2 separate regions of the Homo sapiens genome follow, and region 2 is linked to region 1. Evidence: read pairs that join two places in POLR2A ChIA-PET (ENCODE). Cell type or tissue: IMR-90. All regions are shown on one strand. Links, peaks and the distances in the headings refer to the core of each region. The heading gives the core; the rest is flanking DNA. Region 1 overlaps PPIL2 (peptidylprolyl isomerase like 2). Region 2 overlaps TOP3B (DNA topoisomerase III beta).

Evidence for each region. Peaks named below come from ENCODE experiments on the same cell type or tissue, not always from the same donor. Only the 100,000 strongest peaks of a DNase experiment are listed, where the experiment ranks them.
Region 2: POLR2A ChIA-PET joins it to region 1 with 12 read pairs; 6 of 35 experiments call an interaction of 5 or more read pairs at or near these places.

Annotation. Positions count from the first base shown.
Region 1 is chr22:21,694,436-21,702,753 of GRCh38, forward strand. PPIL2 (peptidylprolyl isomerase like 2) reads left to right here. Exons shown (of 20, transcript NM_014337.4): 17 at 158-230; 18 at 320-382; 19 at 502-635; 20 at 959-3,472. The coding sequence ends at 1,055. YPEL1 (yippee like 1) reads right to left here. Exons shown (of 5, transcript NM_013313.5): 5 at 3,101-6,783. The coding sequence ends at 6,694. Among named protein-coding and RNA genes, the nearest start is that of PPIL2, 33 kb to the left of the region's middle. In IMR-90, for the core only: no CTCF peak of the experiment used is centred there; a DNase peak (open chromatin) is centred at 3,636; H3K27ac peaks cover 144 bases.
Region 2 is chr22:21,955,154-21,963,471 of GRCh38, forward strand. It overlaps TOP3B (DNA topoisomerase III beta), which reads right to left. Exons shown (of 18, transcript NM_001282112.2): 12 at 7,594-7,740; 13 at 7,276-7,449; 14 at 5,168-5,296; 15 at 4,434-4,583; 16 at 3,979-4,079; 17 at 3,339-3,540; 18 at 1,872-2,442. The coding sequence ends at 1,961. Among named protein-coding and RNA genes, the nearest start is that of PPM1F, 6.5 kb to the left of the region's middle. In IMR-90, for the core only: no CTCF peak of the experiment used is centred there; a DNase peak (open chromatin) is centred at 6,968.

The DNA.
Region 1 (8,318 bases), core at 319-8,318:
CCCTTGCCACTCCCTCTCATCGCCTTCCTGGCTGCTGCCCAAGGACCACCAGGCCAGCCTCGGGGCTCTCAACCCCTCTTCCCACGTGCCTTGGGGCTCAGCCGTGGGGGTGCCCTCCTTGAGCACACGCAGACCCACCTCTGTCTCCCTGCTGCAGGGTTGTTGGGGGCTTTGACGTACTGACAGCCATGGAGAATGTGGAGAGTGACCCCAAAACTGACCGCCCTAAGGTCTGTGCCCAGGGAGGTGGGGCGTGGCGGCTGGGGGCCAGGCAGGCAGGGGGAGGACCTGCCGTGCACTGAGCCCCCTTTGCTGCTAGGAGGAGATCCGCATTGATGCCACTACAGTGTTCGTGGACCCCTATGAGGAGGCCGATGCCCAGGTGAGGGGGCACGATGCCACCACCTAGGAGGGTCTGGGCTAGTGCACTTTTCCACCCCAAGCCTAGCATCTGTCCTGCCCGAGGTGCTGCCGGTTAGCCAGCGCCCTGTTGTGCCACAGATTGCGCAGGAGCGGAAGACACAGCTCAAGGTAGCCCCGGAGACCAAAGTGAAGAGCAGCCAGCCCCAGGCAGGGAGCCAGGGCCCCCAGACCTTCCGCCAGGGCGTGGGCAAGTACATCAACCCAGCAGCCACGTGAGTGCCGCGGGGCTGGCCTCCCTGTTTCCCATGGTGTTTCCTAGGGCTGACTGAGGTCTGAGGGTCAGACCCAGAGGGGCAAGCAAGCTATGGGCACTGGTCCCGGCCGTGGGCTTGTGCTGTGTGGCCTCTGCAGCCGAGGGACTGCCTCTGAAGGCCTGGCCGGGGCCTCTGTGGGTGGAAGAGATCAAATTCAGGGGGATGTGGGAGCAGCAGGTGGGAGGGGTTGGGCCTACACCGGGAGGGCTGTATGGAGACACAGACAAGTCAGGAGGGGCTGAGGGAGGGTGTGGGCTCCCAGCGGCTTCTTCTCTTCCCAGGAAGCGAGCAGCAGAGGAAGAGCCCTCAACCAGTGCCACTGTCCCCATGTCCAAGAAGAAGCCCAGTCGGGGTTTTGGGGACTTCAGCTCCTGGTAGCAGCAGGTTGGCCGCTGTGGACCTTGGTGGGGTTGCAGGGCTGGGGGCCCATGTCCACATCTCCATTTCCAGCCTTTCTAGCCTGCCCTCTGCTGCCAGCCAATAAATTGCTTGCCTGCTGCCTGCATCCCCTTTCCTGGCCCCTGGGAGCCCACAGCCTTCCCATCCCTTAACCTGTTGCCAAGGGCCTTGGCCCTGTTTCCAGGACCTGGCCCAGCCAGAGCCCACTGCTGGGACCTTCAAGCACAAGGCCTGCCCTACACCCAGGCTGGTGCCTCAGGCCTCCCCTCTAGTAGGCAGGCCAGGTTAGTGAGGAAGGACTGTGTCTCCAGATTGTGGTTTCCTCTTTAAGACAGGGTCTTGCTCTGTTGCCCAGGCTCCAGTGCAGTGGTGTGATCATGGCTCACTGCAGCCTCGACCTCCTGGGCTCAAGCAATCCTCCTGCCTCAGCCTCGCAAGTAGCTGGGACTACAGCCGTGCACCACTACATCCAGCTGTATATGTCTGGTTTTCTTACCCCTACTTCTGTCATCTTCTCAGGGACAGCCTATTTATACAACCAGTGTGGTCCCCTGACCAACGCCATTACCTGGGACAAGTTTTCAGACCCCAGACTTACTGAGCCTAAGCCTCTGCAGGGTGGGCTTCTCGGTCTGTTTTGACAAAACTTCAGGGGCTTCTGAAGGCTGGTGTTGGACGGCAGCATTGAGTTTCCTGCCGTGCCCTGCCTGAGCTCTCAGGGCCCTGCTCACCTGCTCTGGCTGTGAACCACCTGGGCTTCATCTCAAGCCTGCCTGGCGTCTCTGTGCCCCTGTGAGAATCTTGAGGGGACCCACACTGGGTTGAGGCCAGTGTCTCCTGCTGTGAGAACAAGTGGATGTCCCTCTCCCCGCCCTCCTGCTGAAGTGGCCTTGCTGCTCTCAGGCCCGGCCACTGGGCTCCAAGACTCTGCTCCTCCTGTCAGTCACTGACTCTGATGGCCTTGGGCCAGCTGCATCAGCAGCCCTTAAAGAAAGACCCCTCCCTCAACCCCCATTTTTCTGTTAAATGTGCCCCTGGCTGGCTTTTTCTTCGTCTTCAGCCCAGGCCAGTGGTCAGTGTTCTCATGTCATGGACTCTCCTTGCCTGACACTTGCCTCTTGGGCTCCCTGTTGCCCTCAGGCCACCCCCCACTTCTAGTTCTTCACACTAAGCCCTAACTTAGGCCTTGTTCTTGGTTTTCTCATTTTTGTTGCCCCAAATCTTGAACCTGTCAGCAACTTGCAGGCTGTACCTCTGCCCTTCCTTTTCTCATCAATCACTGATGCTGAAGCTGCAGGCCTGAGCCCTTTGTCTCCCTGGATGCTGGGTGGCGCCTCATCTGCATCTCTGCCTCACCCCATCCACTGCCACAGGCTGCCTGATGACCACTAGAGGTATGTCTGCCCCTCGTCACCCTGCTGCACACCAATCTGTGGCCCTTCATCATGCTAAGAACAAGAACTGCGCCATGGCTGGCTCCTTCTCTTCTCCAGCCCATCCCTCTGCAGCCTGTCATCCCTGTCTGTGACCATTGGTCGGGCCCCTGGGCTCTAGAGTGACTTTTGACGCCCTCCATCCCTCCCGCCAGGCACTGTCCTCCGCAAGGCCTGGTGCAGCCCTGGCAGTAACTGGCTTGTAAGAGGCTCAGACACCAAGCTGGGCCTGCAGAGGAGGGGCACAGTAGGACACAGTGACTGCCCAGGTGTCCACACACCTGTAGGCCTCTGAGCCAGCGTCCAGGGTACAGGTGCGGGTGGTGGGGATGAAGGCCTGACCAGGGAGGGAGAAGCAGGTTTGGAGAGGACCCTGTGCCCACCCTGACAGACACCCTGGCTGGCCCTGACTGACTGTATTCTCTGGCCACATTCAAGTCCCCCATTGGTGGGGGCAGAGAAGTAGGACCAGGCCATCCTTGGCTCCAGAGCTCGAAGACCCCAAGACAGCCCTCTGCTCTCAGCGGCGCCACAGAGAGCCTGGGCTCAGCCTTCTGCATCAGGACATGGCCTCGTCCACTGAGGGCACGATTTAAACATTTGACATCAGAAGCTTTATTTGTAAACCTCACACAGATAAGGACCAAGGGCTGGCGGTGTGGCCAGAGGACAGGGGAAGCTGAAGGCCCCGTGCTTGAGCTCGGCAGTCCTGCTCCTTGCAGTGAAGCCACCATGGGTGACCGTCCAGCCTCACCCGGTGGCCTGCACAGTGAGGGAAGGGCTTCAGGGCCATCTGCTCCCAGGGCAGGGGACAGGCCACCAAGGACCTTTGGCAAATGAAGGTTTACATTTCTGTAGTTTGTTTGTTTTAGAGCTTAATTTGTAGTTTTTTAGCTATTAAAACCATTTGAATTTTTAACGACCTGATGAGGGCATCAGGTAAATTAAAGGATTTTGGGAAGATTCTTATTTTCAATTCTAATATCTGACAGATGCCATCAAGAATAAGCATTAAGGTATAAAAAATACTGTGTGTATAAAACAATGCCAAACCACATTCCTACAGCAAATGCACTGTGCCATTTATAACCCTGACATCACCTCCCAAGGCTCTCAAGGAAGATTTATTTTAAATAACTTAAATAGAAGTCCTAGATGATATTGTTTAGGAATTTAAGAGGGTGGTGGATATGGTCCTGTGAATAGCACTTCCCCTGAAGCCAGCTCATGGTCTGTTCATTTGGTTTAAAAATGAGCTTGTATTTTGCAGAAGCCCAACAAAAAAAAAGTGATAAAAGTGTTGTTGGTATAAATTACAAAAAAAAAAAAAAATACAAAAGTCATAAGACTACTAGTAAAAAATGTTCAATCAATGCCGTCACAAAAGACAGTACAAAAACCAAAGTGCCCAAATAGAAGGAGCAGCGAACTTGCCCAAAACAGAAAAGCTCTAAATAGAACTTTAGTATATACAAAAACCACTCGGTAGAGTTTTAGAAGTTTCTTCCATGTAAGTGAAGCATCTTGAGTCACTCAGGACTTGGCTGTCCTCGCACCCGTGGCAGGCTGGGGACGGCACGAACCTCCAACTGTTTCCCCTAGTCCCCGGGGCATCGGAGGCTGGGTTCCCACATGGGAGAGGAATGAAGACTCACTCAAAGGGAAGGGTCAGTTTAAGATAAGTTTTCAGTGAACTCCTTCTTCCACCCGGGAAGGTGTCTTTCAGCCTCTTCACAGTCTCAAGACAATTGACTGAAGCCACAGGCATTGCTAACTTCATGGGCCAGCTTGTGGGCGGAGCCTCTTCAGGCTTGAGACCATGGCAGCAAGAGCCCTGCAGCGTGCAGTGACCCCTGCGCTCTGGGTGGCTGCACGCGAGCTCAGGAGGACAGGATGTGCTGGGCCAGCCTAAACCCTCGGGGGAGACTAGCGCAGGGATAAAGCAGCTTGCAGGGCCATAGCCGGATGTGGAGGCTTCCAAGACAGTACAAAGATTTCCTTCCTTTCCTAAGTGGAAGATGTGCTTTAAAGGAACTTCTGCCTCTGTCACTCCTGCTGAGTGGATGCATCTCAGTGCCATGCCCACCAGGGCAGCGGCATTTCCCACCTGCCAAGGCTTCCAGGCTTGGGCAAAGAGATGGCACCCAAAGGCATGCTGTGTGTGGGCAGTGAGCTCGAGTGGGCACAGCCCAGTGCCTGCCTGGACCGCAGGTCTGGGTTTAGGAAGGGCTGAAGTCGGGGGAGGTGTGAAGCTGGGCAGGTGGCCACGTTCTTATTGTCAGCCAGCTCGCACTCTTGCCCCTAGACTAGCCTTGTCTGAAGGCAGCTTCAGAGCCACTTGCCAGGCTGAGAACTATCCGGGCTCAGTGCTCTCCTATCTGCTGCCCCTCGGTCCCCCTGCCTGCCCTCTGCCCTGAGACAAGTTACTAAATGTTGAAAACCAAACTTATCTGGGAGTGGTTTTTGACCTCCATCCTCTGCAAAGTGGCCTAAACCCTTATGGGGTGCCCACTCCTGGTGGAGGGCAGGTGGATGAGTGGATTGTAATTTATAATAAAATATATGGCAGAAACACAGGCCTTAGGAGATTGCACAGGCCCCTCTATCAGTTCAAGTGACATGGGACAGCACCACGCAGGGACGGGCAACGCGTCTAGCAGGCCAGGCGTCTTCATGCACAAAGGCTAAACTTGTTGCTTTAACCTTTTCTGAACAAATTTTAAACATTCTGGCAAATGTCAAGTTTTGAAGTTTTTCCTGTGGGTTCTGGCCTCTTTCATATGCAAAAATAATTCTTTTTCTTCAAGTACATCCAGGGTAGAAAATGAAATCTGACTTTTCCTCGGTCCAGTGTGTTACTCTATAGACATGGACCAGCCACTCAGCAACTGCCTGACACCTAAGCTGCTGTCACTGCTGAGGGCACAACCCCTGGTACCAGACCCTGTGAGGCTGTCACCTCAGTAAGGGCACCTCTGCGGGCCCCGGGACAGCCTTCTCTAAGGGCTAGCTCACCTGCTTTCTAGATAAGGAATCTACTGGCTTAAATAAACATGTTCCACTAGACACCATTCTCAATTTAGAGTGTATCTAAAATGTCATCTGTGCTGGCCTCTGTTTTTGAACAAGCTAAAAACCAAAAATGCCCTTAGTGTATAAGTCTGTTGACTGCCTCTGGAAGATTCTTAAATAACACTGTACTTTAAGGGTTCATTTGCAAGAGGAATAGCCAATTTGAAGTTCTGCAAATTTAAGAAAAACAGCGGGGTGGAGGGTGGGCTACAATACCTTTTCTCTAAAAAAGGGAATGGTGAGACTTGCTATCTAAAGAGACCCTGTCCCTGTGGTCTTCAGAGACTCAGTCTGGTTCTCTCTTGTTTTAAATTGAGACGGAGTCTCGCCCTATTGCCAGGCTGGAGTGCAGTGGCGCGATCTTGGCTCACTGCAACCTCCGCCTCCTGGGTTCAAGTGATTCTCGTGCCTCAGCCTCCCGAGTAGCTGGGATTAAAGGCATGCGCCACCATACCCAGCTTTTTTTTTTTTTTTTGAGACGATGTCTCACTTTTGTCCCCCAGGCTGGAGTGCGATGGCATGATCTTAGCTCACTGCAACCTCCGTGTCCCAGGTTCAAGTGATTCTCCTGCCTTAGCCTCCTGAGTAGCTAAGATTACAGGCACTCGCCACCATGCCCGGCTAATTTTCGTATTTTTAGTAGAGATGGGGTTTCACCATGTTGGCCAGGCTGATCTAGAACTCCTGACCTCAGGTGATCCACCCATCTTGGCCTCCCAAAGTGCTGGGATTACAGGCGTGAGCCACCGCACCCGGCCCCAGTTTGGTTTTCAACTGAACCTTAAAAAAGCAGAGCCCAACTATATTGAAGACAAAGGTGAAAGGAAGATATTAACTAGGCAGGTAAGTCATCAGTTGGTTAATTCTTTCTCTAGAACTTGAGAAGTTAGAAAAAGCTCATTGAAAATTTTCAGAAACAACTGTGTACACGAAGAGGACAGATCCGAGGGACACCTTACCCACAGAGATGGCCGAGAGTGTCAAGAGCTATGCGCAGCTAGCCTTTGAGGTCAGAGGGCAAGAAAGGCTGTCACCAGATGCTCCTACGTTTCCATTACATTCACAGTTTCTTTCACAAAACAGCATTCAAAGGAGAAGGGAAAGTTCGCACATTACTCCCAGCCATTGTCTTTGATCATATGAGCAAGCTCAATGATGAATTTTCCTTCCTTATATTTCTGACTGCTCTCAAAGGCATGCTCCTTGAAAAAGAAGAGACAAAGGTTTCAGGACAGAAGGTTTCACTTTTCAATTTCATCACTCTTTTGGCAAAAACCCCCCCCAAGTCTATACTATGAACTATATACCCAGATGTTCCCTGAGCGGTGCACTCATCCGGCGCTGGGAGGGTCTGTTCCAGGTGAGTCCATTGAGGCAGTGTAGGTTTACTTTGCATTTGTTGTTAAAGGTTTTTCATGTGCTCGCTTCGGCAGCGCATATACTAAAAGGTTTTTCATTTGTTTGTTTGTTTTGAGATAAGGTCTCACTCTGTCACTCAGGCTGGAATGCAATGGTCTGGTCATAGCTCACTGCAGCCTTGACCTCCAGGACTCAAGTGATCCTTCCACCTCAGGCTCCCAAAGTGCTGGGATTACTTGTAGGACAGTGTGAATGCAGATCTGTTTACTGAACATTTACTACATGTGGGACAATTTAAGAGGCTTGAAGAGATGCAAAAGACTACACTCCAGGAATTCCGTGCATAACTAGCGTGAAGGCAAATACAGGGAGAGTGACATAAACAGGTCAAAGACATCTGGAGGCTGGGCGCAGTGGTGCACACCTGTCATTCCAGCACTTTGGGAGGCCAAGGAAGGAGGATGACTTGAGTCCAGGAGTTTGAGACAAGCCTACGCAACACAGTGATTTTCTTCTACAAAAATCAAAAACTTAGCTGGGTGTGGTGTGCCTGTAGTCCCAGGTACTTGGGAGGTTGAGGTGGGAGGACTGCTTCAGCCCAGAAGGTCAAAGCTGCAATGAGCTGAGATCGACCAAGACCCTGTCTCAAAAAACAACAACAAAAAACAGGATATCTGGAGAAGGTCCTTCATGGGGAGGAGTTAACATCTCTCCCACAGACACATCCTCATCATTTTGTTTTGCTGAGTGTGTGGCCTGGTGCTAGGGACACAGATGACCAAGATGGATCCTGCCTACCCAAGCGGCAGCCCCAGGTGTGGCAGACACAGGAAGGACTGTGCCAGCAGGAAGCGGGTGCAGCCATAGAGGGGAATGCAGTGTGGTGGCCATGCAGGGAAGGCACGGGTTTCTGGAAGTGGGGCCCACAGATGGGTATGGGGCTGACTGACCAGGGGAAGGGCTAGGGATGCGTGCTAGTCTTGTGGAGCCCGTTTCCATGGTGTGAACTGTGGCCTTCCAAAACTCATGAGGAATCTGGGAGACCAGAGATGATCAGGAATTCAGGAAAGAGGCAGAGCAGGTGGCCTGGACCCGAAGAACACCAGAGCCAGAATGGGAAAGCCTCCTTCAACAAAGGCAGGCAGGCCGGGCGCGGTGGCTCACGCCTGTAATCCCAGCACTTTGGGAGGCTGAGGTGGGTGGATCACTTGAGGTCAGGAGTTTGAGACCATCTCAAAAAACAAACAAAACAACAACAACAACAACTGGGGAAGGCATGGGAGCATCCAACAGAAGGCAGATGGCCAGGGGGTCAAAACCATGGAATCTCAGGTGGCCTGGGGGAGGGGAGGACTCGGCCACGAAGGTCAGAGAGAGT
Region 2 (8,318 bases), core at 21-8,020, 260 kb after region 1:
GGAGATGACTCCTGCCTTGTGGCGCTGTCACTGCCTCACTGTCCACATTCCATCACGCCTCAGATCCTGGCTTCCACCCTGGTGAAAGGAATCTTTCAATATCACCCACCCAGCCACAGACGCTTCTCTGCTTCTCTGGCAAGGCTGCACCCCTGGCTAGGTGGGCAGGGCCAGGGGCTCCTTGAGACAGTCTGCAGCCACTGACCTCTCCAGCCTCCAGGGCAGAGGTACAGTCCCATGGAGCGTGGCTGATCTGAAGGCAGTTCTGGCCTAAAAGGGGTCTTGTCCCTTCCTTGTCCTCATTGCTCCCAAGGCCAGGTTGGCAGCAGTAGCAGCGGGGTTGGATGCTATTGGATGGGAGAAGGTGAATGGACTCGGAGTGCAGAATCAAGCTGCGGAAGCCAAGGGCCTTGAAGGAGGGTCACACACAAGGGACAACTGCAGAGGAAAATAAAGGAACACTTTGTGATTAGCCCTGCCTGTGGCTGAAAGCGCAGTGCAGAAGCATAGTAAGGAAGGACTGGGTGGTCTGGGTTTAAGACCTAGGAACCGTCTCTGCTCCTCCAAGCCTGAATGAGCCCTATAACCTAAGGGTCCTGGAGGTCTTGAAACCTTCTGCGGAGAAGGCTCCAGGTCCACTGGGCCCTGTGGGTGGAAGAGCAGAGTCACAGCCCCGCACTGGGGACCTAACAGGTGTGGCCTTGCTAGGGCCCCAGAATGGGACCAGAGTGGGTGGGAGGGGGCAGAAGCTCTGAGAGCACCCCCTCCTTCCTGAAGCCTGTGCTTCTGAGACACATCCCAGGACCCTCTATGTGGTTCCCCATGTCTCTGTATTTTCATTCAGCTTCGAGTAGCTCTCCAAACTGTGTTCCAGGGAACCCCCGTGTTAACCTGTGAGGGCCTCCAGGAAGGGGGTCCAGGGGGGGTATGCTTGGTGGGCTCTGGGTTTCCTTACAGGAGCTCTCATATAAGTCCTGGTGCAGCCTGGGAATCTACTACTGAGTTGGGGCGGGGGCGGGTCTGAGTCCGAAACATTCCTGACCTGCCCCTCAAAGAAAGGTCCCACTGAACAGTCTGGAAAGCTGTTTTGCTGAGCTCCCGTCATCACTCAATGAGGCACGGGCGGAGTGTGGAGGGAGTTTCCAACACACAGTGGATCCCGCACAGGTGTCTCTCCTCGGGTGGCTGGGGAGGGGAGCACAAGAAGGCACTGAGGTCAGAGGGCAGCTGCCACCAGCACCTGGCACCACACGGCAGTCTGGCCTACAGGGTATTTTCTAAACCTGGCATGTGAATGGGTTCCATGGGGCACCCAGCTGCCTCTAAGACCATAAGGGCTTGTTGTGAGAATGGGAATTGCAGCAGGTCCTGGGAAGCTGCCAGACGCACACGGGCACCATGTACAGGGCTTCTCAGAGATGGGAGCAGGGAGCAGGGGACGGAGAAGTGTGGGGTCAAGAGCGTGGCCCTGAGCAGGGGGCTGCAGCGAAGACCAAGGGGATTCATAAGCCAGATCCGGGGAGGGGGTCTCCCAGCCCCACCTGCTCCACTAGACTCCTCTCCTGCCGGAGCCACAGCTGTCAAGGCCGCCTTCCTTAAGGCATCAGGGCCACTGCTTGTGCACACAGCTACCATCAGCAGCACGGATTGAGATGGGGTGTGAGTGCAAACTGGGTCTATTCCCCAGGGCTTCAGGGTTGGGGCATCCCTGCCCGTACTGCCAGGGTGTAGGGATAGCAGGGAGCACTCTGGGCACGTGTATGCAGGCTGAAGGGAGACGTATTGGGTTTCGGAGAGGGAGAGAGGGCCCCACAGGTGCCCAGGGACACGGTAACGCTCTGACATCGCTGCACCAGCAAAGGGGCCCCAGCTCTGGATAAGATAAAATGCATTTTAATAGTTTGAAGTGCCATGAGGTGTCTGCATGGCACTGCAGCCTGGGTGAGGGAGGACAGGGTCATCATACAAAGTAGGCGGCCAGGGCTGACATCTTGTCCTTGGGCCGTCTGGGGTTGGGCTTCCCAGGGGGCCTCCTGGCCCGGCCCCGCCCTCGACCCTGCCTTCTCCCTGGTCCACCGCGGTGCATGGGGTGGCAGGAGGCCGCATGCTTCAGCTCCACCAGCTCCTGGAAGACGGGGTCACAAAAGACGCAGCCCATGTGCTGCGTCTCATCGCCCGGGAGTGGGGACTTGGCCTTGTTGAAGTCCACATCAAGCAAGGCGGCCTCACAGACACTGCAGGTGTCGGCGGACACCCGCACGCGGTGGGCGTTCTCGAAGCAGTGCGCTACCACGTTGCACTTGTTGCAGGCCACCTTCCACTTGGGGCCCGAGGTGGGGTCCAGCACCAGCACCCCGCTCTCACATTCCACGCACTGGCCGATGCCCAGCATGCTCAGCGAGTGCTGGCAGGAGGGGTGCGTACACTCGTTGCAGCCCATGCCTGGCGGGAGAAGGGAGCCCTGTAAAGGCACGCCCACTGTGCCCACCTGCCCTCTGCTGCCTGCTCCCAATGCCTCAAGCTCCTGGATCCCTCGTCCCAGCAGAAGGAACTCTTCTTGGCCTTGCTCTTGGGGACAGCCTTGCTCATGTTTCGGCTCCTGGCTGCCATTACCCCTGTTTTCTGCTTACCTGAAACCTCCTCAACTTTCAAGGCCCCTCGCTGGCACCATCCCAGTGGGTTTCAGCTGACTCCATCCCCCCTTTGCTTTGCTGCCAGCTTGTTACTGGTAATGCCACATGACCCTCATGTCACTGGGCCACATGGAACCACCCTGTCAGCTACTCTGGCGGCAGCAGGAGGGCAGGGATGGGGTCTCACTCCCGGGGCAGCCTGGGTGCAGACTGAGGCCTGAGGGAGCTTTCTGCAGAGCACACGGTGAATGTGGGCAGATGCCTCACTCCCGCTGATTCCTGGTCTGGCTCGGTGCTCTGTCCTGCCTGCCTGGACATGCGCTCCCTCCTCCAGTAATGAGGACGAGGATGAGGATGGAGGACGGTGGTGGACGCTGACTGGGGGTGCCCGCTCACCGGGTGGGTCCCCCGACTGCTGCATCCTCTTGCTCACTCAGCTCCAGAGGGAGCACTGCACACCTGTGCCCAGGTCCTGAGGGTGGACTAGGGTTGCCTGCTCGATTCTGACACAGAGAGAGGGTGGCACCACTGGCTGAGGCCTAAGCAGTGCCCCAGCTACATCCAGGGTCTCTCGTCTCAGTGCCAATGAGTGCAGGAAAGGCCAGGGTGAGGGGTCCCCTCAGAGTCCAGCCTGGTGCAAGGCAGGGGTTGGCACTGAAAAGAGACTGCAGCTACCTGTGGACAGGAGGGAGTGGCTGCACTCACCTTTCTTCATGTCTCGGAAGGGTGGGTGGTTGTAGCAGTAGGGGCACAGCGGGTAGCTCTTGCCCCGAGAGCCTGATGACCACAGGACCAGCTCGAAGTCATCCAGAGGGCAGCGGAGCTCCTTGTAGAGCTTGATGGTGCCGTTCTGGGGGAGCGTGTAGGTCTCATCGCAGTGGGAGCAGTGCAGGCGGCTTGGCTTGGCCTGCGGCAATGCCAGGCAGGTGGCGTGAGGGTCACTGGGGCCACCGACTTGGCACCCACCCCCACTCCTCTCATAATACAAAGTATGTAATCTGTCATGCAGAACCTGTGACACACTGCCAGGCAAGGAGCATGAGTCTCTGGCTCTTGCTCCACGCGTGCAGAAAAGGCAGTTCTAAAATCTCTGTGTGTACATTAATGCCCATGATGGCAAGTGGCATGGTGTTAGGGAAAAATGCACCATGTGTGTTTGCGTGGCCTAATGGCTGTGTATTCTAGGGGACGTGGGGACACTGGGTATTTTTTGGCAAGGCCTCTTTATGTTCCATCATTCTTTTGTGACAACCAGGACAAAGAACATGATTCCTGCTGATCAACGATAAAGCTGAGGCCTACAGGGGTGAGGCAGCTTGCCTGAGCTAGTGTTCCCTGCACCTACCTGGATGTACTTCATGAAGCGGTGGCACTTCCCACAGCGTGAGAGGGGCTTGCCTGTGGCCGCCAGGGGCGAGAAAGACACCTCCATCAACTCATCCATGCCTGCGGGCAAGCAGAGTGCAGGAGTCATCTCCCTCCCAGTCCCCAGCAAAAGGCTCCGCAACACGTGGTCAAGGGTCTGAGTGTGAAAGGGTCCCTATAGGCGGTGGTTTCTACTGTCCTGGCAGCACGGCAGGGCAGCAGCCCTGTGCGTCAGAGGCACGTGTTCCTGGCCATGTGTGGTGTTAATGCACCTGCTCTTTCAACCCAGCCAGGAGGTGTCACTGACCTGGCCTACGGAGGCCTGAAGCCCAGATCTGGGAGCTGGTCCCACGTGGGGACCTGGGTCCCCAGGTACTGGCCTTGCTGACAGAGAGACACCCCTCTGGTGAGGGGCAGGCCAGAGGCAGACTCTACCAGCAATGGAGTCGACAAAGTAGTGGAACTTCCTCTTGAACACGTCCAGGGTGTGGCCCAGGACCTGGCGGTAGTCGGCCTTGCCCTGGGCGATCAGGTTCAGCTGCTTCTCCACTGCACTGCGGATGGTGGGGAGCACCAGCTCTGCATCTGCAAGTGGGCAGGGGGCAGATATTGCCCTGAGCACTCGCACCCAGGGCCATGCCACCCCTTCCCAGGCAGGGATACTGCCCTGTTCACCCCTCCCGCTCTGGCCCGTCCTCCTGGCCTCTGCCCTACCCACCAGTCCACAGCCTCAGATGGTACCAGGCTGGCTCTTATGACCCCAGACCTTTCCTGATTTCCCACCTGGAAATGTCAGGCAGAGTGGCCAGGGATGTCCTGTGGCTAGAACCACATCACACATGAGCTCCAGGCCGCCCTTGGGCCAGTTTTGTGCTCCTCCCTCTCCCCTTGGCCCCTGGGGAACCTCCAGGGAACAGGGCTGAGGCAACTTCGCCTCCCTTTTTGGTTCCCTCACACATCTGTTCAGCCTTCAAACACACTGAGCTCCTGCTCTGGGCAGGTCCTGGGGGTCCTGGGGCAGCACCCCTTCAGCGGGTGTTGAGGGAGTGTGTGTGGGGCTGGGGGATCACTGTAGGGCAGGGGCCTGTCTGGAGCGGGCAGCAGAGCCAACATCCAGGGAGAAGCCAGGGAGCCTCGGTGGGCCCTGGGGGCAGGACTGAGGAACTCACCAATCTTATAGTAGCCGTGCACCAGGACGATGCCGAGGTTGGTGGGCTTGAGCCGGCGCCCGCTCTCCACCGTGACATAGTTGCGCTGGCAGATGTTGTTGATATGCACAGGGATGCTGGCATCCGTGCCTGCAATGTACAAGGCCCCAGGGTTCCTGGCCTGCCTTGGACATGCCCCACTGAACCATGTGCTGTATCACCTGTCACGGGGCCCCTGGTGCTCAGGCCCTCTCACTGCTCCCGGTCACAGGAGGGAGGGCTGTGCCCTGAGCTCCCCCTGCACTGTGCTGGGCACCAACTGCATGCATTTCATGTTCTGCCTTGAGAACACAAGGGCAGCCCTCCCTGTACAGGGCGCCTACTCCTGCTTTATGGCAGAGACAACAGGCTCGGAGGTTAAGGAACTCTCCAAGGTCACAGTGCTTATTCTGCGCCTGGAAAATGTGACTTCTATGGCTTCTCCTGCCTGGGTCCTGTGGCACCCACCTGCTCCCGGAGCCAGAGCCCCACTCCACCAGAACACGGAGGTGCTTACAAGCTCACTGCAGAGCTGCCCTCCCCTAAACCTGGACAATTCTGTCCACTTCCTGTCTCCCACCTCCTCCCTCTCTGCAAGGCCCGTCACGATCCCCAGGGGAGGCTCCCAGTCCCCAGGATTCCACTCTCCCACCCAGAGGAAGTTTCCTGGCAGAGGGGCGCAGCGGAGGCTGAGGCGTTTTGACTATGGCGGGTGCCAGTCAGAGGGGCAGAAAGGAGGCTGGGGCTCCCTGCATGCTCACCAGCATGGACAGGTGACACACACCTTCCCAAAGTAGCTCGGAGAGAATCTCACATGGGAAGAAACTGGCCTCTGGGGGCTAAGGAGCCTGCCGAGGGCCCATGGCTCTTGGCACGAGGCCAGCTCTGCACCCGGTGTGGCAGGCTGTGGGTGGCGTGTGCCACTACCACCCCGAGTCTGCCGGGCGCCATGACGCGTGGTGTGGGCTCCTCTGTGGCGGCTCTGGTCAGGCCCTTTTGACACACTCCTGGGGGCTCAGTCACAGGGCCACCCTGACCACTCTCCTGTTCAGAAGGTAACACCAGAGCCCTCTTCACTGTCACAAACTTGTATTGGTGATTGGGTCTGGCTCACTGGCTAGCATAGGGCTGCCAGGAGCCAGTGTCCCATCAATGCGAGAGGGCAGAGGACACGGGGGAGCAGAGCCCACACTCCACAGTGGGCTGAGGGCTATTTCAGGACCCTGGCAGGTGCCCTGGACCCCTGAGAGGAGCAAGCCCAGAGCTCTGCTCTCCTGCCAAGATCGCCATGGTCACCAGGACCCCAGCCTGGGAAGAGACACTCCCTGAGAGTCCACCTATATGACCACTGCTGGAGCAGAGCCTGGACACAGTGGCTGTGACATCCCACAGGTCTCCAGAGCCTGTCAGCCAGGGGTAGTGCCCCAGGGAACAGGCAGTGCCCAGCGGCGCGAGTGCCACCTGGGGAGAAGGCTCCGGCAGTGAGGCTGGCCCCCAACATGTGAGACATCTCACAGCTCCAGGCCTGGGGACTTGTGAGGCCACCACTCCTGTGAGGAGTGTGCACTGGTGACTACACTTTTGCTTTGATAAACTCCCTGGGCTGCCCATTTTTGCGTGGAAACTTCCTGGTCACCCTTTGGGGAGCCCTGTGCCTGGGACAGGCATTTCTGTTCTCTCCCAGGGAAGCAGCTCCTGTGAGATCTCATTTCCCTGTCACCTGATTTCAGGACAGCCCAGGCTGGCTGTGTGGACTCAGGGGACTGCCAATATGATTTCTATGAGTCACCTGGCATCTGGGCCAATCTTCAGCCTTGTGGGCGTTAGTCGGTGTGTGCACACCCCACAGTGCACGAGGGCACATCTGGGCCTTCACAGGGAAGGCCAGGTCCTGAATGGAGGCCTCAGGAGGGGATGCCCGCTGTGGACCTGCCTGGCTGGCCACACACTGGGTCACCAGTTTCCAGATACCAGCCCATGGAGGGGTGCTGGGCTGGGCACACAGGGCTGGCGGGGCAGCTTTGTGAGTAGACTCGAAGCCTGAGTACTGGAGACGGAGCCGGCTCTGGGGCCTGGGCAGGCGCACCCACCGATGCCATGCTTCTCCATGAGCGTGATGAGCTCGGCCTCCGTCAGGTAGTCGGGTGGGTTCGTCTGCTTCTCCAGCATCTTCACCTCGCCCACAGGGAAGGCATCACCCCGCTGGCAAGTGGGCAGGCTCTCCTCCAGGGGCACGCTCTGCCAGGGCATGACCTCCGTGAAGCCTGGAGAGATATGCGCCGCCACTCAGGGTCCCCAGCCTGGGTGGCCGGGGCCTCAGACCCTGGGCCTCCCATCCCCAGACACGATGTAGAATGTTTGTCTGCCCATGAAGGCACAGAGGAGGAAGGCTGGGCCCGTGGTGTGACCTGGTGAGAGGACGGTCTTCCCGGAGCAGGTGAAGAGCTCGGGCCCAATTCTGAAGGAGATGGTGCTCTGCAGGTACTTGCAGTCATGGCTGACCGTGGCGATGAAGTGTCTGGTGATGTACTCATAGAGCCGCCACGCGTCACCCCCTGCAACAGGCCAGGGCTAGTCAGTTGGGAGCCAGCTGGGGGCTCTGGCCGTGAGGAGCCCCCAGTACTCTCGCTCGAGCAGCAAGCTCCTGCTTACAGAGCCGCTGTGCAGGACACACTGCAAATCCTGGGGAAGGAGGAAAGAAAATGTGCAGGAAGGCCGGGCGTGGTGGCTCATGCCTGTAATCCTAGCACTCTGGGAGGCTAAGGTGGATGGATCACTTGAGGTCAGGAGTTTGAGACCAGCCTGGCCAACATGGTGAAACCCCGTCTCTACTAAAAATACAAAGAAATTAGCTGGGTGTGGTGGTGGGAGCCTGTAATCCCAGCTACTCGGGGGGCTGAGGCAGGGTGAACTGCTTGAACCTGGGAGGCAGAGGTTGCAGTGAGCCGAGATCGGGCCACTGCACTCCAGCCTGGGTGACAGAACAAGACTCTGTCTCAAAAAAAGAAAAAAAAAAAGCAAATGCGGAGGAAGGGAACACAAGCCTCCATGCCTCAGTGGTTTCTTTCTGGCTGCGGCTCCCACCATCCTGCACAACCTCCTGTCCCTGCTTCTGGCGGGACTGCTCTTCAGG